Linked DNA regions of Homo sapiens: region 2 is linked to region 1. A link is a contact called in ENCODE Hi-C or POLR2A ChIA-PET data. All regions are on one chromosome and are shown on one strand. Each heading gives the region's core, a stretch centred on a gene start or an enhancer-like site at or near the end of the contact. The rest is flanking DNA. Distances are from core to core; before and after follow the strand shown.

Region 1 (3,715 bases), core at 534-3,033:
ATGGTGAAACACCATCTCTACAAAAACTACAAAAACTAGCCAGGTATGGCAGCGTGCACCTGTGGTTCCAGCTACTCAGGAAGCTGAGGTGGAAGGTTTGCTTGAACCCACGAGGTCAATGCTGCAGTGAGCCTAGATCGCGCCCCTGCACTCCTAGCCCGGATGACAGAGTAAGACCTGGTCTCAAAAAAAAAAAAAGTCAAATCAGAAATTAAAAAAAAGTGATTTTTTTCCCTCAAAAATTACCCCTAGCCCAGAGTATGTTCACCTCTAGATCTTCCCCTAGGAGGCAGCACATTACAGTACAATAATTGTCAAATACAGAGAGCCGTTAGCTTCTTAGGACCATCCCTGCAAATCCAAGGATGAGATCCAGGACTCCACACGCTAGATGATGCTGAACGAGTGAGCTTAGGACCACACTTGGAGAATCACTGGATGTGTTCTGGAAGTCAAACAGATCTCTGTTCAGATCCCAGCTATACTGCTCAGCAGTCATATGGCAATGGTTTTGTAAAACTTCACTGTACTCAGCATCAATTTCTGACCTGTAAAATGGGGTAACATTACCTAACTTGCTGGTTTGTAAGGCTAACACAACTACCTACCACAGTGCCTGGCACATAGCATTTACTCAATAAACGACAGCTATTAGTCTCTGTCCCTTGCTATATCCTGCCTTGAGATTCCTGATTTTAAAGGGTCCATTCCTTTCCCACAGCTTTGGCCCTCCATTTCTTATTGATTCAATTTTCAAAAACAAAAAGTTCTGCTTAATCTAGTATTGCATATCACATTAGTTGTAGATTTCACATAAAGAACTGTTGGGGACAAGGAGAAAAGACAGGTTAACTAGAATGGGCGCCGGAAGGCAATTTAAGTTCTGAATGTTTCTAACTCACTGTGATCCCCAATCTGTGCAAGGAAGGAGCCCAGGCTGATAGTCTATGAGTTTGGAGAGCTGGGTACAAGTCCTAGCTCTGCAAAAGACTTGCTGTGTATTTTTAGGCAAGGCTCTGGGCCCTCTCTGTCTTCTCAGTGTTTCCATCCATCCAGTGAAATAATACCAACTTAGTGTGTGAGTCCGAAAGAACAGGTCCTGATTTTGTACTTAATCGGGTGTGTGATTTTTAATAACCAAGATAACCAAGCCGTCTCGCCTGTGCCGGCCTCAGTTTCCCCATCTGTCCGAGGTGGTGGTGGCTCCTATCTCCTCGATCCCTATTCCAGATATCTAGGTTCGAGACGGATCAACGAGGACTGGAAAAGCAGCGGAGTGCGTGGCACCCGGCGAGATACGGCGAGATACGCGGGATGGAGGGCGGGTGGGCAGCCGCCAGCCAGACGGGCAGGCCCGGATCACCAGGGTGCAGTGCCACTCGCCCGGCCCCGGACCACCCGGGAAATAACCTGACGCACGCCCCGCTCCACGGCGGCGACCCCTGATCTGGGATTCTACCGCGCGGGGACCCAGGCAGAATGACTCTGGGAGGGGCCCGCTGACCGCTTGGCGGCCAGCACCGCTCCCTCCCTCTTCCCTGGTCCGCTTCCCTCTTCTCACCTCTCGGGTCCGGGCCGCTGCAGGCAACCAGGCGCCGCGGCACGCGTCTTCCACCGTGGCCTGACTGAGGTGGACACCGCGGCGCCGACAGAGCTATACCTGCCTGTCCCTTTCCCCGCCCATCGCTCGGACTCCGAAGGAGGCGGGGCCCGGCTGCCGGGACCTACGGGCGCGGCGAGGACGCACCGGCGAAGAGATGCCGGAGGCAGAGCCAGTGTAAACGCCCGCGGCCGAGGCCGTCACGTGGTACTGCCGGGCGAGCGACGCTACCACCAGCCAATAACTCGGCCCAGACCGGGGAGGGTGCCGCCCTCTGACTACTCTCCTCCTCGCGATTGGCTGCCCTGGACAGAAGAGCACAAGCTGGAAGGATTCTTAGAGAGGTTCCGCCGCTGCTTCCGTGGCGTTGACTCCTCCGCGGAGAGAGCGGATGACCGGCCTCGGCGGCTAGCCTGTGGCCAGGGTGAAATAGCAGGAGAGGCGCGGAAGCGCTCTGCCCAGAGTTTTGAAGTGCTCAGCGTTTGCGATCGGCCACCTCTTTATCCAGTACTACTTGGGACCCCGTTCCCTCCCACCCGCCTTTGTAGAACGGGAAATTGAGGCCCCGAACGGGAAAAGAGCTCCTAGAATGTTAGAGGCTCTTGCCTCACTATAACTCATTCCCCATCAAAGATTCCAGTAACCGGAAGGCTAAAATGTAAATTAAAAGGCCGGGCGCAGCGGCTCACGCTTGTAATCCCAGCACTTTGGGGGACCGAGTAGGGAGGATCGCTTGAACCCAGGGGTTCGAGATCAACCTGGGCAGTATAGCCGAACCTTGTCTCTATAAAACATAAAATGTAAATTAAAATGTAATTGTAGTTTTTGTTAAAATCCTTAGTGGGTTTAATGGCATTTGTAGGTAAAATCAAACCCTCCCTATGCCAAGGTACTGTGTGCTTCGGGCACTCATCTCTGCCCCCCTCCCTCGCTGATCTCCACCCATACTGGCCCCCTTTGCTCGCCACGCTTGTTCTCTTTAGGGACCTAAACATTGGTTCTGGCCATCAGATTTCTTCTGGTCTCTCAGGTCTCAGCCAAAACACCAGCCCTCTCCATGGCGAGGCCGTCCCTGACCACCCTGTGTAAACTAGCCACAGCCAGTCACATCCTTTCAGGTCATCTTGATTTAATTATCTGCCTCGAACTGGCCACTATTGAGTATGTATTAATTTGTTCATTCCTCACCTTGTTTGTAGCTTGCATGTGCCCACTAGATGGGGGTGAAGGAGGGCCTGTGAAGGAAGCATGATTAACTTCCTTTCCTTCCCTTTCCGGTGAACGTCTTCACAGTCATTCAAGGAACTCCCTTTCTTATCTAGAGATGATCCCCAAGTTTCTGTCACCCATCAGATTCAGAGTTTCCAAAACGTCATAAGCTGTCTTGGGAATCAGAACACAAACACTTGGGTTCTACTCCTGATGCTGCCCCTTGTGGCTGAAGACAAATCATTTCACCTCAATGGGCATCAATGTTTTCACCTTTCAAAGGGTAGTTAATGCCCTAGCACCCAGAGTCCTGGAGAGGGTCAGGTAAGGCAATCAGTGTAAAGTACTTTGTTTAAGCCCTAAAGACTGCACAACAAGCAGAATAAACAGTTTCTGGATGTTTATCACGTGCCTGCGCAGAACTCTTCACATTCATTACATGAGTTAATCCTCACAACAGCTTTAGAGGAGGTGCCATATTATGATTCTTCTTTTTTTTGGTGAGGAAATGAGGCTCAGAGATGTTAGGTGATCTGCCCAACGTCCCACAGTTAATAAGTGACAGTAGCATGATTTTAACACAGTCACGTCTGACTGCAAAGCCCACTCTTAACCACTACACTCACTGTGCTATGCAAATGCAAGAATCCACTCCAATCCTTGCAGCTGACATTTATTCATTTATTTGTTTGTTTTCTTGTCTGTGTGGGGAAGCCAGGACCTTGCATATAACAGGCACCAATAAAGATTGGCCAAATTTGGCCGGGCATGGTGGTTCATGCCTATAAGCCACTTGAGCTCAGGAGTTAGAGACCAGCCTGGACAACATGGTGAAACTCCAACTCTACCAAAAATAGAAAAAAGTAGCCAGGCATGGTAGCATGTGCCTGTAGTCCCAGCTACTCA
Region 2 (3,739 bases), core at 217-2,716, 820 kb before region 1:
GCCAGAGAGGGGAAATGCCTCCATTAGGGTAATTCAGAGGGTCTCCTAACCCCCAGAGTACCTGTTCTTCCCGCTCCCACCTCCACCTAATTCAGGCATCCCCAATCCTTCCAAACTATGTGGCCACTGCAGTAGCAGCACGCATCATAGCAGATGTTCAAGGAATCTCTGATACTTGTGTGATTGCGCAGCCTTCACCACCACACCCTGGAGCTTTGAGGACCTTAGTATTCACCACAGATGAACCGGAGACTCCTCAGCCCCCAGGTGCAGCAGGATTCCAGCTGGTCCAGAAGAAACAAGTGCAGCTGCATAAGTAAGAGCCCAGCCTGGCCCTCAATCAGAATAACAGCCCCTGAGGTTTGTTTCAATTTGTGGGGGGGGCGGGGGGGGTTACACCTTTCATCCTTTCACTCAGTACATATGTATGGAGCACCTACTGTTAGCCAGGCCCTGCTCCAAGAGCTGAGAATGCCTCAGAGATGACGATAGACAGGCAGTCCCTACCCTCAAGAAACTGGCATGGGGGAGACTAGGGAGCAAAACAACCAGCAACTGGAACAACTACGTCCTCAGGAAAGGGACAGCTAACCAGCAGGAGGGAGCTTGAAGGAAGCCTTCTCTCCAAGATACTTTGCTCATGTCCTTTCTCCTTTGCTTTCTGCACGCAGAAAATGTTTTCCCAATTTCACTGATGGAAAAACAAGGATGGTGAAGCAGTTAGTGACAGAACCAGGGCTGGAACCCGCCACTCCTGACTCCAAACTCCTGGCGCCTTCTACACGGGGCCTCGAGAAAAGCGGGACAGGTAAGTGCAAAGACCCAAACCCAGCGCAGCGCCCAAGCAGGTGCTCAGGCCCGGGCGCTGAACCCTGACGCTGGGCCTGGAGAGCCAGGAGGTGGCAGTCTGCCCGAGGAGGAGGCTTCCCGAGAAGGCAAGGGCAGCGGACCCGGAGAGAAGCCAGTCTCCGAGTGGGGCTGGGGTTCGCCCACCCAAGCTCCGCCTCCCCCAGGCCCAAAATTCTGTGCACTAGGAGGCTCGAACTTAAGAGCTGACAGCAGGAGAAAAAGGAGGGGGTGAGGGCAAGAAATACAAAAGTGATGAAAAGGGAGAAATGGGGAGGAGAGACCGGACATAAAGAAGAACGTTGGGAGCCCGGGGAAAGGGGCCGCACTAGAGGTAGGTCGCGAATCCGAAGAGCTCCGCTCTGCCAGAGCCCCACAAACAATCCCCCGGTGGCCCCACTCACCCCAGATGGCGGCGAGTCTGCGGAAAGTTCCTGGGTCAGGGATGGCTCGGTGCTTCTCAGGGTCCCCAGGACTGCACGGGATCTGGCAGCTGGAAGCGACCCCCAGGCCTGGAACCTCAGCCCTAGGCAGCTCCTGGAACGTGCCCCGGCTCCTCCGAGCCCCGGGAGGCGGGAGAGCGCAGGAGCGGCCAGGACGCGCTGCTGGCTCTGGAATGCGCGGCTGCTGGGGACCGCCCCCGGAACGCCCGGTCCCGGGGCCCCGGCAACTCCAGCTCAGCTCCTCCTCCAGCGTCCCCTGCGGGCTGCGTTCGGGGAGAAAGGAACCTGCGAGAGAAGGGAGAGACCAGGGCGTCTCGGGCTCCCCTTCCACGTTGCCACACACTCGCCGCGTAGCCGTGGACATGTCGCTTGGCTTCTGAGGGTCTCCCCTCTCTGGATTGTAAACCGAGAGGGTTGGCCTAAAATGTGTCCTCCACGACCTTTCCAGCTATAGAGTAGACATGGGAAAGAAAGCCTAGCAAGTAGGTTTGGACAGAGGAGCCGGGACTCAGATCCTGCTTTGCGATGTCCGAAGTGTAGGGTCCTTCGGAGGCTTTGCCACTCTGTTTCATTCTCTGTAAAGTGGGAAAGGTAACACCTGTCTCCCAGTCCTGTTGTGAGGATTGGTTTAGAGGACCAGTGTGAAGCTGGTTGGTTCTCTGCCATAACATGACTTGGAGCATCCTGTTTATTTTGTGATAACAATGAAATAGCCCAATCCAAGGTGATCAAGAGCCCATTAGAATCCAGCATCTGAGAGGCTTCCCACGCCACTGTGGGTGGCCCAGCTTCCACGCAGGACAATGCCAATTCTGTAATCTTCTGCCCCCTCTATGTCATCCATGGAGTGAGGGGGGACTCCCGTCCCATGTTGGCACCCACACTTTTTAATTCACAGTGGTTTTCTTTAATCTTACTCTTCTGAAAAAAAGGAGCACAAGCCTTGACTATCAGTGAGACCTTGAGCAGTCTTGGAGCCCAGTAGTGTTTTGGAGGGTTTGGAAAGAGCCATACTGCCTTCCCCAGGCCTAAATTTGATATGGTGTGGGCCCCGAACTTAGAACTTACTCCATGCTGTTTCCTCTGATTCAGGGATGAGGTCAGCAGAAATGACCTCTAAATCATCATTATCACACGCCAGTTTCTTAAGGGAAGGACAGTGAGGATGAAGGGGATTCACATGAGAAATGATTTGAGAAAAACCCTAAGGGCTGTCACCCAACAACATGTTTTATTCAAAAGAGATAGTGTGGGAACCTAAAAACAAGGACAACCCAATTCTGAATAGTTTAATACAAAGCTCTCATTTAATAGTAAAAAAAGATTGAAGGAGGACAATCTTTTTTTTTTTTTTTTTTTTTTTTGAGACGGAGTCTCGCTCTGTCGCCCAGGCTGGAGTGCAGTGGCATGATCTCGGCTCACTGCAACAGGAGGACAATCTTAATATGACATTTTCCCTGGTTAGTGAAGGGGATGAGAGTTCCTTTGGGTGGACAACTGGTAACTCCATGTGCCCTGCTGTGAACATTGGCTTCCCTCTGGGACAAGGCAGAAGCTCAGGCCTGGAGCCAGCTGAGTCCTAGTCTCCCTTTCCATTTAGCAATTTATTAGTATCTCTTTAATATCGACTTGCCCTGGGACCCTAAAAGCAAGCCAGAAATAAAGTATGAATCCCCACAGGAGCATACCATGTTAAGTCTGCTGCCTAGGCTAGACTGATTTTGCAAAGAGAGCACTGAAGGGAAGAATAATGGATGCTGTGTTGGGATGCAGGAGTGGGGGAAATAGTCAATTTCAGCAACAAGCTTTTGTTACAGCAAAAGCCAGAAAACAGCTCACAACTTCCTTGGTCCTCTATTACAACCACTCCAAAGAGAAAACCATCAGGACCTGAAAGAAATAAGTAATACTCTCTTAGAGAGCCCCTGATACTTTGGGGAACTTGTACAGAAGAAGTTGTAGTCTAATGACATTGGCTGCCATCAAAAGACGGCCTTGGCCAGGGGCAGTGGCTCATGCCTGTAATCCCAGTACTTTGGGAGGCCGAGGCGGGCAGATCACCTGAGGTCAGGAGTTCGAAACCAGCCTGGCCAACATGGTGAAACCCTGTATCTACTAAAAACACAAAAATTAGCCAGGCGTGGTGGCGGGCGCCTGTAATCCCAGCTACTGGAGAGGCTGAGGCAGGAGAATCACTTGAATCCCAGAAGCGGAGGCTGCAGTGAGCCGAATTGCCCCACTGCACTCCAGCCTGGGCAATAGAGTGGGACTCTGTCTCCAAAAAACAAACAAACAAACAAACAAACAAACCACTGCCTAAAGAGGCCCCCATTAGGATGCAATCCATAGCAAATACCCTCTTTAAGAATCATATCTACACGAGACATTTTCTTTTCATTTTTCACTTGTACAAATATATTTATTTACTTTTGGGGAATAATATGACATAT

What was found. A loop is a pair of places that touch in the nucleus more often than their neighbours do. ChIA-PET counts read pairs that join two places held with the same protein, here RNA polymerase II (POLR2A). Pooled maps may share reads with other maps.
Region 2: a loop to region 1 is called in a pooled map, with 4 times the contacts of the local background. The contact joins the promoter of SMIM3 here to the promoter of SLC26A2 in region 1. A Hi-C loop is called at or near these places in 5 of 50 pooled maps. POLR2A ChIA-PET finds 5 or more read pairs at or near these places in 2 of 52 experiments (activated CD8-positive, alpha-beta memory T cell and activated T-cell).

What each region holds. Positions count from the first base shown.
Region 1 is chr5:149,958,826-149,962,540 of GRCh38, reverse strand. It overlaps SLC26A2 (solute carrier family 26 member 2), which reads right to left and starts at 1,783. Exons shown (of 3, transcript NM_000112.4): 1 at 1,562-1,783. RefSeq lists a silencer at 1,728-1,847 and enhancers at 2,888-2,967, 2,764-3,367.
Region 2 is chr5:150,776,484-150,780,222 of GRCh38, reverse strand. It overlaps SMIM3 (small integral membrane protein 3), which reads right to left and starts at 1,466. Exons shown (of 2, transcript NM_032947.5): 1 at 1,251-1,466. LOC124901110 reads left to right here. Exons shown (of 2, transcript XM_047417995.1): 1 at 1-316; 2 at 672-3,739. The coding sequence starts at 1,102. The coding sequence ends at 1,743. RefSeq lists an enhancer at 83-944 and a silencer at 1,382-1,571.